2 separate regions of the Homo sapiens genome follow, and region 2 is linked to region 1. Evidence: chromatin contacts called from ENCODE Hi-C or POLR2A ChIA-PET data. All regions are on one chromosome and are shown on one strand. Each heading gives the region's core, a stretch centred on a gene start or an enhancer-like site at or near the end of the contact. The rest is flanking DNA. Distances are from core to core; before and after follow the strand shown.

Evidence for each region. Hi-C counts contacts between places; a loop is a spot of excess contacts on that map. ChIA-PET counts read pairs that join two places held with the same protein, here RNA polymerase II (POLR2A). Pooled maps may share reads with other maps.
Region 2: a loop to region 1 is called in a map of B cell, with 6 times the contacts of the local background. The contact joins the promoter of TNS2-AS1 here to the promoter of PRR13 in region 1. A Hi-C loop is called at or near these places in 2 of 168 maps with a recorded cell type or tissue (B cell and gastrocnemius medialis), 2 of 37 single-sample maps with no recorded cell type and 10 of 50 pooled maps. POLR2A ChIA-PET finds 5 or more read pairs at or near these places in 3 of 52 experiments (OCI-LY7 and activated T-cell).

Annotation. Positions count from the first base shown.
Region 1 is chr12:53,439,891-53,446,862 of GRCh38, forward strand. PRR13 (proline rich 13) reads left to right here and starts at 1,844. Exons shown (of 4, transcript NM_018457.4): 1 at 1,844-1,902; 2 at 2,805-2,843; 3 at 3,501-3,883; 4 at 6,125-6,748. The coding sequence starts at 2,825. The coding sequence ends at 6,169. RefSeq lists enhancers at 816-1,581, 1,312-1,401 and a silencer at 1,692-1,841.
Region 2 is chr12:53,050,592-53,057,749 of GRCh38, forward strand. TNS2-AS1 (TNS2 antisense RNA 1) reads right to left here and starts at 3,847. Exons shown (of 4, transcript NR_033854.1): 1 at 3,730-3,847; 2 at 2,805-2,983. TNS2 (tensin 2) reads left to right here. Exons shown (of 29, transcript NM_170754.4): 2 at 1,264-1,372; 3 at 1,864-1,901; 4 at 2,820-2,858; 5 at 3,183-3,221; 6 at 3,374-3,423; 7 at 3,679-3,850; 8 at 4,595-4,645; 9 at 4,977-5,099; 10 at 5,190-5,254; 11 at 6,422-6,505; 12 at 6,976-7,088. It overlaps MIR6757 (microRNA 6757), which reads left to right and starts at 6,353; the gene lies at 6,353-6,421. RefSeq lists an enhancer at 2,890-3,129.

The DNA.
Region 1 (6,972 bases), core at 594-3,093:
ATGGACACAAGGAGGGGAACAACACACACTGGGGCCTGTTGGGGGGTAGGGTCAGGGGAGTGAGAATATTAGGAAAAATAGCTAATGCATGCTGGGCTTAATACCTAGCTGATGGGTTTATTGGTGCAGCAAAATTTGTGCAGCAAACCAGCATGGCACACATTTAACTATGTAACAAACCTGCACATCATGCACATGTACCCCAGCACTAAAAATAAAAATTAAAAGAAAAAAAGTTTAAAATATTTCAAATGCTTTAGTTTAATATGACATATTTGGCATAAAATTTATTGTCTTAAATTTTTTTGTATCCCACTTTTTTTTTTTTTTTTTTTTGAAACAGAGTCCTGCTCTGTTGCTTAGTCTGGAGTGCAGTGGCATGATCTTGGCTCACTGCACCCTCTCCCTCCCAGGTTCAAGCGATTCTCATGCCTCAGCCTTCCCACTAGCTGGGATTACAGGTATGTGCCACCATGCCTAGCTCACTTTCTTTCTTTCTTTCTTTCTTTTTTTTTTTGAGATGGAGTCTCGCTCTGTTGCCCAGGCTGGAGTGCTATGGCGTGATCTCGGTTCACTGCAACCTCCCGGGTTCAAGCGATTCTCCTGCCTCAGCCTCTCAAGTGGCTGGGATTACAGGCACATGTCACCACGCCCGGCTAATTTTTGTATTTTTAGTAGAAACGGGGTTTTACCATATTGGCCAGGCTGGTCTCGAACTCCTGACCTTGTGATCCGCCTGCCTCGGCCTCCCAAAGTGCTGGGATTACAGGCGTGAGCCACTGCGCCCGGCCACTTGTATTTTTTTTTTTTTTTTAAAGGCTGGGTACGGTGGCTCACGCCTATAATCCCAGCACTTTGGGAGGCCGAGGCGGGCAGATCACGAAGTCAAGAGAGCGAGACCATCCTGGCCAACATGGTGAAATCCCATCTCTACTAAAAAATAGAAAAATTAGCCGCGTCTGTAGTCCCAGCTACTTCGGAGGCTGAGGCAGGATTATCGCTTGAACCCGGGAAGCGGAGGTTGCAGTGAGCCGAGGTCGCACCACTGCACTCCAGCCTCGTGACAGAGCGAGACTCCGTCTCAAAAAAAAAAAAAAAAAAAAAAAGGGAGGCCATTGTAGGGAGGCCATTGTAGCAATTCAGGGGAGAGATGAATCCAGGCGACAGATGATGGGAGGTTTGGAGCAGGGAAGACAGAGAGAAGTGGAGAGATTCCAGATATATTTGAGAGACAAAACTGATAATTTGGGGTAAGGGAGGTGAAGGAGGCAGAGGGATCACGGACGCCCTCCTTGGTTTCTGGTTTAGGCTACTTGACAGATGGCGGAGCTATGCAATTGAGAGAGGGAATCCTGGGAGAGATTATGAAATCTCTGTATCTTCCGCAAGAATGTTTGTTTGCTTCCCTTGCGAGTGTAAGACGGAGCCGGGAACATTGAGGCTTGGGGCTGGGACTCAGCAGCTCTTCTGCCCTTGCCGAGAACTCTGTCTATATCTGTATTACAACACTTACCATAGTGTATTCATTTTACAAGGTATTGCACCCAGTGAACCATGAGGTAAGAGAGCAAGGGAAGAGTTTCTTCTCGGTGTCTCTAGGACTTTGCCCAGCAGCTGGCCCCGCCCCCTCCAGCGCTCTCCGCCTAGCCCCGCCCCCAGGAGATTTCCGGCTTCTCGGTACTGGCCTAGCCGTAAAGGGCTCCGCTCCGCCCCTAGAGCAACCGTTTCCTCCTCAGTCGGACCAGAGTGATTGATTAGTTTGTTGTCTAATCATCAGTCGAGCGGCCACATAATTACCAATTAGGCAGTAGCAGAGGCGGGTGCCGAAGCACGGGGTCTGGGTGACTAGGAAGAGCCGAGACTGCGAAGGAGAACGCAGCAAGCCCAGGCGGCGGTGGAAAGGTGATGGGGTATCTGGATTCCATAGGTTTTTCCTTTTCCCCTTGCTAGGTCAAGAGTCTCTTCGCAGCTTGGGGCTAGGATCTTCATTTGCCTTTTTTCTTTTTTGGAGGAAGGGGGCTGTGTCCACATATTTAAGTATTTGAGGTTCTTGGGCAACTTCCTTCTTACTTCGCCTCGAGGCGTATCCTTTTTTTAGCCTGAGGTGGGGTCCTCCCCAGGGAGAGAGAAAGTTGTTTGAGATCCTTTCTTACTCTGTGCGTGGTTAAAGGCCTCCGTACTCAGTTCCAGGGAAAGGGAGATGAGTGATGGTGGGGCCGAGACTCGCGGGTACTGCCTACTTCCGAAGAGTTAGACGCTTCCACCTGGGTGGAGGGGCCCTGGGAACTAGATTCCTGTGTTAGGAACCAAGTAGGTATTGAGGGCGAAGAAACAAGTGGAAAGAGACATTTCTTTTCTTTTCTTTTCTTTTTGAGACGGTGTCTTGCTCCGTCGCCCAGGCTAGAGTGCAGTGGCGCGGTCTCGGCTCACTGCAACCTCTGCCTCCCGGGTTCAAGCAATTTTCCTGACTCAGCCTCCCGAATAACTGGGATTACAGGTGCCCGCCACCGCGCCCGGCTAATTTTTAGATTTTTAGTAGAGACGGGGTTTCACGATGTTGGCCAGGCTGGTCTCGAACTCTTGACCTCGTGATCCACCCGCCTCGGCCTCCCAAAGTGCTGGGATTACAGGCGTGAGCCACCGCGCCCAGCCAGAAAAGAGACATTTCTTATGTGGAAGTTGTGGTAGTTCTCCAGGTAGGAGAGCCTACTGTGGGGTGGAAGACGTTAGGGCTGGGCTCCGGTGCTAAGTCCACTTCCTACCTCTAGACCGTCATCTTTTTTGCCTCATTTCTTTCTCCTCAGGCTGGAGGACACACCTAAACATGTGGAATCCCAATGCCGGTAGGTGTTTGGGGGTTCTGTTCCACCCCTAACCCTTTTTCTGATGGGCTCTATAACAGGAAGTTTCTGTATCAGCTCCCCTACCCCCGACCTGCTGTACCCGCAAAAGCAAAGTCCTTAGTCTAGAGCTGACCAGTGCTTTTTAATTTAATTTAATTTATTTATTTTTTGAGATGGAGTCTCTGTTGCCCAGGCTCACTGCAACCTCCGCCTCCTGGGTTCAAGCGATTCTCCTGTTTCAGCCTCTGGAGTAGCTGAGATTACAGACGCATGCTATCACGCCCGGCTACTTTTTGTATTTTTAGTAGAGATGGGGGTTTCACAATTTGGCCAGGCTGGTCTCAAACTCATGGCCTCATGAGATCTGTCCACCTCGGCCTCCCAAAGTGCTGGGATTACAGGCGTGAGCCACCGCGCCTGGACTGACCAGTGCTTTTGTCTTCCTCAGAGTTCACTGTCTCCCTCCTCTCCCTAGCCCTTCCAGGGACATTCCCCCTTTTCTCCCCAACTCAAGTTTGTCTCCCCTACCCTCCATTCTTCTTTGTCATCTTTCCGTTTCCCTTTAAGTATTGAGTGAGAAAGAATCTCTTTCTTTTTGTTGTTTGTTGTTGGAGACTCTGGGGAATTCTAATGTTTATTCTCTGCTTCTTCCACCAGGGCAGCCAGGGCCAAATCCATATCCCCCCAATATTGGGTGCCCTGGAGGTTCCAATCCTGCCCACCCACCACCTATTAATCCACCCTTTCCCCCAGGCCCCTGTCCTCCTCCCCCAGGAGCTCCCCATGGCAATCCAGCTTTCCCCCCAGGTGGGCCCCCTCATCCTGTGCCACAGCCAGGGTATCCAGGATGCCAACCGTTGGGTCCCTACCCTCCTCCATACCCACCGCCTGCCCCTGGAATCCCTCCTGTGAATCCCTTGGCTCCTGGCATGGTTGGACCAGCAGTGATAGTAGACAAGAAGATGCAGAAGAAAATGAAGAAAGCTCATAAAAAGATGCACAAGCACCAAAAGCACCACAAGTACCACAAGCATGGCAAGGTCAGTACCCTCTGGAGACTGGCTAGGGAAGGAGTCCCCCCTCAGAGGGACTAGGTAGGCAGGGGTTGGGTGAGGGGGATTCACATTCTGTGGACGTGAGGGATGACAATTGTGTCGCTCTGGTAGATGATTCTTCCTTTTTATAAAAGATTGCTACTGGGAAGAATCTGATTATCTTGAAAATAAACATCAGGCTTCTCCTATCTGGGGGGAGTTAGGGTGAGCCTTAGAATGGATTTTAGAATCAAAAGCCAAATCTTTTCTGCCCTACTCTCCCAGAACTTTTGCTCCCCTCCCGCCAGGTGCATATTCTAGCAAGTTGGACACGCCCACTGACATTGTCAAAATACCAAAGTCATTCCTTTGACAAAGCAAGGTCTTATAATAATTAACAGAATTAATCTGTCCCTAGTTCCAGAAGTTCCTTCTCTCTTTCATCAGTGTTCTTAGGGCGTTGTGTTAATTACATGGGTCCTTTGCCCTATCATCCAGCAGAAAAAGTGAGGACAAGAGCAGTCAGTGACTAGGCTTCTAACAAAGCCTAGGACTAAGGAGGTTTTTTTTTTTTTTTTTTGAGACGGAGTCCCGCTCTTTAGCCCAGGCCAGATTGCAGTGGCACAATCTCGGCTCACTGCAAGCTCCGCCTCCCAGGTTCACGCCATTCTCCTGCCTCAGCCTCCCGAGTAGCTGGGACTACAGGCGCCCGCCACCGCGCCCGGCTAATTCTTTGTATTTTTAGTAGAGATGGGGTTTCACCGTGTTAGCCAAGATGGTCTCGATCTCCTGACCTTGTGATCCGCCCGCCTTGGCCTCCCAAAGTGCTGGGATTACAGGCGTGAGCCACTGCACCCAGCCCTAAGGAGGTTTTATACTCAGCTCCAAGGCTAAGTATCTTTGTTTTAGAGGAGTGTTAAAAATTGGTAAGGGTGGCCAGGTGCCATGGCTCATGCCTGTAATCCTAGCACTTGGGAATTATTAGCTGGGTGTGGTGGCGCATGCCTGTAATCCCAGCTACTCAGGAGGCTGAGGCAGGAGAATTGCTTGAACCCGGGAGGCAGAGATGGCAGTGAGCCCAGATCTCACCACTGCACTCCAGCCTCGGTGACAGATAAGACTCCATCTCAAACAAACAAACAAAAAATAGCAAGGATAAAAGCAACTCTGAGGACAACTCTGGAAGGATTAAACCAATCTGCATCTTGATGAGGCCTCCATTTACATTTAACTGCCCAGTATTTATTTGCCTTGTGGATTCTAATTCCTGATTCTGGGTCTTTGATAGAAATCTGAAGAGAAGGCTGTGCGCCGTGGTCCACACCTGTAATCCCAGCACTTTGGGATTCCGGGGCGGGCGGATCACGAGGTCAGGAGTTCAAGACCAGCCTAGCCAACATGGTGAAACCTGTCTACTAAAGATACAAAAAATTAGCTGGGCATGGTGGTGCGTGTCTGTAATCCCAGCTACTCTGGAGGCTAAGGCAGGAGAATCTCTTAAACCCAGGAAGTGGAGGTTGCAGTGAGCTAAGATCATGCCATTGCACTCCAGCCTGGGCAACTGGGTGAAACTCCGTCTAAAAAAAAAAAAAAAAAAGGTCTGAAGAGAACCGAAGAGAATTGAGATTTAGTGGGGAAAAGCGGGAGAAATTACCCTGGAGAGACTGAAAAATGTTTTTATTTAATAACTAGCATTGCTGGGAGTATATGCTTAAGGAACCTTGAATAGAACTCCCAGCCTTTTCTTACACCTTCCCCACTTTTTCCCATTGTGCTTGGGAAAAAGTAGAGATACATGCACATACAACTGCTGTTTCTACTGTCTTTTCTTAGATTTGTAGAATCCAATTTCTTAAAATCATAGGACTTTGCACGCAGCTAATGAATAAGCATTGAAAAGGTAACAGCTGTTTCCTAGCACTATACTATGCTTGTGCCTGTAATTTATTCCTTGCCTAGGCATCGATTCAGGTAAAGAAAGTTGGAAATTTGCTCCAAAGGCAATATGTTAAATTTTTTAAATTCCGTGTGATAATTTAGGATGGTTTAATCCATTCCTGTATGCTCACTGCTGAAGGAAACCCTTGCTTTTGTTTAGGTACAGTCTGTTCAAGACTCCTGACCTTCTTAGGGAAGCAAGGGATACTTGGGTGGAGGGGTGGGGCACCAAAGAATGGCCCACGGAGTGATGAAAGGTCATTTGGATCTGATGCTATCTTCTTTCCCCTTTCCCCTTTCCCCTTGCAGCATTCCTCCTCTTCCTCCTCCTCTTCCAGCAGTGATTCTGACTGAATACAGGCCCTGGACCCTTCCCTCAAGTCTCACCAGTTCTGCTCTCCCATCAAGCTTCAGATGCCATGTTGTACTGGGGGAATGTAGCCCTTGTGCTCCCCACCCCCTACCTCCACCTGAGCCTCACCCTGCTGTTGAGCCCTGAGTGGCTAGGGGAAATGGGAAGAGGATTGCCATGGCCTGGCCATCTTGTTGCTGCTTGGTTAGATCATATAGCTAATGAATTAGGCAGGGGAGCTATTTTTTGAAGATGATGAACTAAATGTTGAAGACAAGTTTGAGATCTGTAAAATGTGATTTTTTACTTCCACTTATAATACTTGTGATTGGGGAGGTTTGTGGAAATTCAATTATGATGAAAAACCTATCTTTTTTGTAATGTTGGCATACTTGGGGAATTTAGTGGCAAATACATTCCCCAGCAGGCCTTTTGTTGGTTGCACTAACTGCAAGGTTGCTGGGAAGTAGAGTCCATTTGGTTGATGAGCTTTGACTGCGGTTTTGGAACCTTACCTCTCCTCCTTAGCCCAATATGCTGTCTTGGGTCCTATTCAAATAAAGTTATTTCTCCTGGTCTCAGCTCACCTGTGCTATCACCTTGGCTGGGCATGGCACATTCTACTACTTTTGCTAACCTTCCACAGACCCTTTAAAGTGTATCAGTTTCATAGAAGGGAACCAGAGCATCAGTGAGAAAGACACTGTATGATTCCCATGTTTTTTAAGTGGGAGGACTCTTCAAAATTGGCTCAGGCAGAGTGGCATGAATCTTTATTGTCTTCCCTTGGGTGAATGGATATAGG
Region 2 (7,158 bases), core at 2,597-5,096, 390 kb before region 1:
ATCATCAGGCCCCTTCCCTGGCCCAGGGAAGTTTGAGGGAAATGGGGTGGCAGGGTGGAAAAAGAGAGAGGAGAGGGAGTCAGGAGTGCTTTGGAACTGGAGGTTTGCTTTCCACTGACAACATCCATATCTGCTGCTAATGCCAACATGCTCCCAAGTGTCTTAGTGGGTCCCACAAAGTTGATCCAGCCCAGAAGAGTTGCAGGGACAGTCAAGAAACCAGAGGTGCTGCCCACATCCCCATCACTCCCTTTCCCAACTTCCCAGCCTTGCCCCAAAAGCAGCAGCTCAGGACAACCTGAGATACTACTGTGATGGGTCCCCGGGAGGAGGACAGCAGGAGTCTGAACTCCAGAGGAGGGGGAATATGGGTAAAACAGAGAGATGGCAAGGAGACAAGCTGTCCCCAGACAGAGGATGGGAGGAGAGAACCCACAGTGGGAGGGGAAGGGACTGAGATAGGCCTGGGCCATAAGGGGGCATCCCAGGCTCCTGCCTCACTGCATCTCTGGGTCAGGAGGGGCTGAACAGGGAATCTGGTCCACTCCTTTCTCATTCAATGCGTGAATCCCAAGTGCCAGGGTGCAGGGGGTCGGGGGAGAACTCACAGCATCCAAAGCCAGCTAAACATCTCTCCCCAGTGACAGGCTTCTATCTGTTTCCCTCCAGCATGACCACCCCCATTACACAATTGCTGTCTGCTGCCTCAGTGCACAATGAGTAAACATGTTGTTCTGACCGTGGGGGAGGAGGGCATGTCAGCTGCCTGGAGCGTGGGGACAGCAGGAGCTAAAGGAGCAGGACTGGCTGAGGCCACTCCTGCCGGCTCAGTCTGGTGCTGCAGGACTGACATACAACACATATGTTTGGAACCTCCCTGCTCACTCTGCACACAGGTCTCCATGCGGGGAGGACAAGATGGGAAGAGTCAGGGAGTACCCTTACCACACCAGGGGGAAAGCCTGAGCATGGAGGCTTTTCCACAAGGGCATCACACACCAGGGCCATGTGAGGGGCCCAAGTGATCCCCTGGGGAGGAGCTGACCCAGCAAAGGTGACGCAAGGGGTCAGATTCCATGCACAGTTGAGGACAGGCCCCATGACCGCCCTGAAGCAGCTGTGGCCAAGTGCGTCCTACAAGTTTGAGGGCTTGATCTGGACGGAGAAAACCAGTGCAGTGCTAAGGCAAGGCTCCTGCCCAGTCCCGGAGATGGAGATGGGCCCACTGGGAACTCACACCTCTGTTTGTCCCTCCACCTTCAGCCTAGGAAAGCTGAGCCTCATAGCTTCCGGGAGAAGGTTTTCCGGAAGAAACCTCCAGTCTGTGCAGTATGTAAGGTGACCATCGATGGGACAGGCGTTTCGTGCAGAGGTGAGGCTCTCTGTCCTGTGACTCTGAGACCCTCCACCCAGTACCACTGTGTTGCACAACTCCAGCAGGCCAGCTCACACAATCTCAAATGTAATATGCTGCTCCTGGATTAGGCACAATGGCAGCTAAGAAGCAGCTGCCTCCCCCTTCAGATGGCCCTGGCTCCCCATGACAGACACCTCCCATAACCCAGGAGAGCCAGTACTCTCCATCACCTTCCCATCCTGACTTGTGACGGTAGTCTTCCTTCCCTCTCTTCCTCCTCACCTCCACCCACCCTGGAACGTTACCCCTGGCCTGGGCAGTAGTACCCCACTGCCACACTCTTCCCTCAAAACCTAGCCCTGCTCCTCTGCCCCAGCCAGCCCAGTCCAGGTGGGATCTTGGAAGTCCCAGGGTCTGGTTCCAGGGTCTGGGAGATGAGGGAAGGCCATTCCTTCCACTGTCCCACAGGCCCCTGCTAACCCCTCTCCTCCCCTTACCTTCCCTAGTCTGCAAGGTGGCGACGCACAGAAAATGTGAAGCAAAGGTGGGTATCTGATTCTACCTGATAGGGGGAGAGGGTCTGGAGTCCCTTCCTCCTCCCAAACAGGCTTCTGCAACCACACTGGCATCAACCCTCCACCTCCACCCCTCTCACCACTGGGGAACCCCTCCTGGGTGGGAGGGGTGCTGTACTGGGCCCTTTAAGAACCACCCTACTCCGCCTTCTGGAGGGCTGGCCAGCCCAGGCGGGTGGACAGCAAGACAGCGTTTGTCTTGGTGCTGTGCCCAGACTGCAGCTGGCGAGAGGATGGGGGTGGGGAAGAGGAGGAGAATGAGGAGGAGGAAGGGTGGGGTGGGTGGGGAGTGGGGGAGCAGGATTTCAGAGACTGGGCAGCCGGATGGGCTGTGCCTTCCCTCTGGGGAAGGGTCCTCAAAATGCCTGGGCGGGTCTTGTCCTGGGCCCTGGAAAAACTGGGCCTTTCCAGGTATAAGCTGTGGATAGCACCCACTGTCCACTGGGGACCTGAGACAGCCCTGTCTCTGAAGAGGTCCCCTGGTCCTCTTCCTTCAGGACAGGGGGAGGAGGATCCCAGGGCCCTGGAGCTGGCTTGGGGGAGCTGTGTGCCCAGGGGCGGGGTCTCCCGGTGAAAGAAGCCAGTGTCCATCCCTGGCCATGGCCTGCCTGCTTGGCTCTATATATAACTCCTGCCCTACAGCTGGATGAATGGGGGTCTGTGTGGGCTGGGGGCTGAGCGCCAAGAGCAACAAGTGGGGGGCCTGGGGGGTGGGGGACCAAGAGGCCAGAGGGGAGGTGCCCTTAAATAGCGCAACCTCAGCTGGAGCCTGTGCCCATCCACTGAAGGCCCCTCCACCTTCCTCCTGAAGCTGAGGGGCTGCCCCATCCTCAAGCCCACGAGAGCCCTTCACCAGGAGCTCAGTTCCTTACTCGGTCCCCTTCCAGGTGACTTCAGCCTGTCAGGCCTTGCCTCCCGTGGAGTTGGTGAGTGCGCTCTGGGATGGGGTGGGGAGGGCAAGGAACCTGGCCATGGTGTCCAGAGGTCTGGTGGCTCCAGAGAGGGCCCCCAGGAGATGACCTTGAACGGAGTGCTGTGGGTATTGCTCATCCTATGAGGAAAGAAAAAACTGTCTGAGTCCTCTGCTGATCTTGTGCCCTTGGGCCTGCTGGGGGTAGGACTCCTCTCCCCTTATCCAGTACAGCCTTCAAAAGGACACTGACATTCCCTTCCCCTGTCCCCAAGGCCCACATTGGTCCTTGCCCCTGCTGTAACTAACCACTCCCTTTTCCTCCCCCATCTCCCTCTAGCGGCGAAACACGGCCCCAGTCAGGCGCATAGAGCACCTGGTAAGGTGATGCTGGAGCAGGAGGGGGAAGCAGGTAGCTTTGGGAGTAAGGATCTAGATTTCCTGAAGACAAAAAGGGCATGGCTCTGGAGTGGGCAGTCTAGAGTAGGGGGTACCCAAAGAGATGTCTAGACACTGTCTGTTAACCACCAGGGATCCACCAAATCTCTGAACCACTCAAAGCAGCGCAGCACTCTGCCCAGGTAAGTGAGGGTGCTGGGGTGGTCCCACGTGACCCCCTTTCCGCCGGCCCCACACCTCAGCCCAGGGCACTGCCCCGCAACAGAGCTCCCCGGGACAGCCCCCCACCCCCAAAGCGGTATTCTCCCTCCAGACCGATCCACCCACCCTCAGGACCCAGCAGGCTTCACCTGCTGCCCAACAGACAGCCTTCCCGTCACACTAGCCACCTCCGGGTGCCCCGCCCCTGCGTTCATGCGTAGGCTCCTCCTCCCCAGGAGCTTCAGCCTGGACCCGCTCATGGAGCGGCGCTGGGACTTAGACCTCACCTACGTGACGGAGCGCATCTTGGCCGCCGCCTTCCCCGCGCGGCCCGATGAACAGCGGCACCGGGGCCACCTGCGCGAGCTGGCCCATGTGCTGCAATCCAAGCACCGGGACAAGTACCTGGTGAGGGGCGGGGCCATCAGGAGTCCGCCAATGAGAGGGATGTAGGGTCCAGATGGGCGAGGCTAATCACTGACGTCACCAGCGGAGGCGAGGCCGCCAGGGGGCGGGACCAGAGTGGTGGGGTGGGGGCGGGGCCCGGAGCGCGGCCTGGAGCGGAGCGGAGAATCCTGGAACGCTGGCGACTTGGCTGTGACTGGCTAGGCCGGGCCTTAGCTACCTTTTTATTTTCTTTATTTATTTACCTTTTTTTTGAGACGGGGTCTCACTTTGTTGCCCAGGCTGGAGTGCAGTGGCACGATCTCACCTCACTGCAACCTCCTCCACCCGGGCTCAAGCGATTCTCCCACCTCAGCCTCAGTAGCTAGGATTACAGGCGTGCGTCACTCACGCCCAGCCAATTTTTTTTTTTTTTTTTTTTTTTTTTTGTATTTTTTGTAGAGACGGGGTTTCGCCATGTTGGCCAGGCTGGTCTCAAGACTCCAGGGCTCAAGCGATCCACACCCGGCAAATTGTTGTAATTTTAGTAGAGATGAGGTTTCACCATGTTGGCCAGGCTGGTCTCGAACTCCTGACCTCAGGTGACCCGCCCGCCTTGGTCTCCCAAAGTGCTGGGGTTATAGGCGTGAGTTACTGCGACCGGCCTGCACCTTATTTTAGAGGAAGATTCTTACTTAGGATCCACCTCCACCTCGTGCCTCATTGCCGGAGATCATTTCTGTCTAAAGCCCTCCCCCTTTATTTCAGCTCTTCAACCTTTCAGAGAAAAGGCATGACCTGACCCGCTTAAACCCCAAGGTATGAAGGAAATGGCCTGCCCAACCATTAAACCAAGCCACCCCAACCCCAGAAGCCCCCAGCTTCCTCGTTATTAATAGTAGCAATTGGCATCTACTTCACTCTTAAGCACTTTCCCACTCTCCCATGATATATTACTGGAGACACCCCAAAACGTGATGCAGCAGGTATCAGCCCATTGTATGGATAAGGAAAGTGCCGAGGCTATCATGGACAACCAGCAGACCCCCAGCCTTGCCCCCGGACCCCTATGCCCTGTCCCCTTTCCACCCTGCCCATCTCTCTCTGTTGGTGGCCCCCGGCCCCAGTTGCACCCCTGCATTCTCCCCAGGTTCAAGACTTCGGCTGGCCTGAGCTGCATGCTCCACCCCTGGACAAGCTGTGCTCCATCTGCAAAGCCATGGAGACATGGCTCAGTGCTGACCCACAGCACGTGGTCGTACTATACTGCAAGGTGGGCCAGGACCTCGGGTTCCCTGGTGCCTGGAGGTTCCAGGTCAGCCTGGAGCTCCCAGACCCTCATCCCTGTCTCTCTGTCTGTCAGGGAAACAAGGGCAAGCTTGGGGTCATCGTTTCTGCCTACATGCACTACAGCAAGATCTCTGCAGGGTGAGGCTCCCAGCGCCTGAGTAGCTGCTTCCCCAGTGGCCCTTTCTCCAGCTGGCCCCTTAGGAACCCATCTCCCCTGGAGCCCACCTCTTCGTTGAGAGTCCTTTGCTGTCAGCTTAGCACTTCCACCTCCCTTTTATCACTAGTACTGCAACATAGTCTGCAGCAGATGGTCTGTAGAGTTTCCTGGGGCAGCCACAAACAGGGTGGTGTAAAACAGTGGAAATGGGCCGGGTGCGTTGGCTCACGCCTGTAATACCAGCACTTTGGGAGGCTGAGGTGGGCAGGTCACCTGAGGTCAGGAGTTTGAAACTAGCCTGGCCAGGTGAAACCCCATCTCTACCAAAAATATAAAAATATAAAAATTAGCCGGGCGTGGTGGTGGGCGCCTGTAATCCCAGCTACTCAGGAGGCTGAGGCAGGAGAATTGCTTGAACCCAGGAGACGGAGGTTGCAGTGAGCCCACACGGTGCCACTGTACTCCAGCCTGGGTGACAGAGTCAGACTCCGTCTCAAAAAAAACAAAAACAAAACAAAACAAAAAACAGTGGAAATGTACTCTCTCACAGTTCTGGAGGCCAGAAGCCCCAAACCAAGCTGTCAGCAGGCCCTTGCTCCATCTGAGACTCGGGATGGAATCCTTCCTTGTCTCTTTCTAGCTTCCAGTGGTGGGCGGCAAGCCTTGGCATTCCTTGGTTTGCAGACACATCACTGTAATCGCTGCCTCTGTCATCACATGGTGTTCTCCCTGTGTGTCTCTGTCTGTGTCTCTTCCTCTCTTCTTATAAGGACACCAATCATATTGGATTCAGGGTCCACCCTCCTTCAGTATGGTCTCATCTTAACTAATTATGTCTGCAACGGCCCTATTTCCAAATAAGGTCACATTCTGAGGTACATGTCTTTTGGGGGGATATAATTCAACCCATAAGATGGTTTTGTTGCCCTGTTTTACAGATGAAAAAACTAAAGTTCAGGGAACAATTGCCTGAGGCCCAACAACTAGTAAAGTGACTGTACATGGTGCTTCTCATTCTCATTACCACTACTCTGGGCTTCTTCTAGACTTAGAGAATCATATTTCTCCTCCATCCCCTGGGGCTTAGGGATGGGAGGCCAGGATGAAGATTAATCCCTAATCCCCAACACTGGCCTTGCTATCCCCAGGGCGGACCAGGCACTGGCCACTCTTACCATGCGGAAATTCTGCGAGGACAAGGTGGCCACAGAACTGCAGCCCTCCCAGCGTCGGTGAGCAGCCTGGGTGGGGATGGGCCAGAGGAGCAGCTCCCTTCATGGCTACCAAGGCCAAGACTCTCTTATTCATGCAGCACACTTTCACTGAGTGTGCCAAGCGCCGTGCCAGGTGCTGAGAATTCAAAGTGGACAAAGCCCCTGCTCTCATGGAGCTTTCATGCTAGTAGGGTGGAAGGCAGTAGACCTGGGAATAAATAGACGAGGAGATCAGTCATAAAGAGAACCTGAAGGACAGTCAGGGCCTGCCACTATAAAGTGAAGCAGAGCTCTGGGGAAAGAGCTTTGAGGCAGAGGGGAGCAGGAGGGATTGAGGTTAGATGCAAGGAAGAACTTTCTGGTGACCCGGAAGATGGGAAGGAAGTGTTGAGCAGAAGAGCGAGCCTTCTAAGGGTGGATGGTTGAAATGATACAAGGTGACCTCCAGAGGAAAAGGCTTATGTTCTCCTTGACACGCCCTCCACCAGATATATCAGCTACTTCAGTGGGCTGCTATCTGGCTCCATCAGAATGAACAGCAGCCCTCTCTTCCTGCACTATGTGCTCATCCCCATGCTGCCAGCCTTTGAACCTGGCACAGGTGAGTCTGCCTGAGATGTGCTCCCTAGGGAGAACCACCTTCAGGCCCTCTCCACTCAGCACCCCTCCTG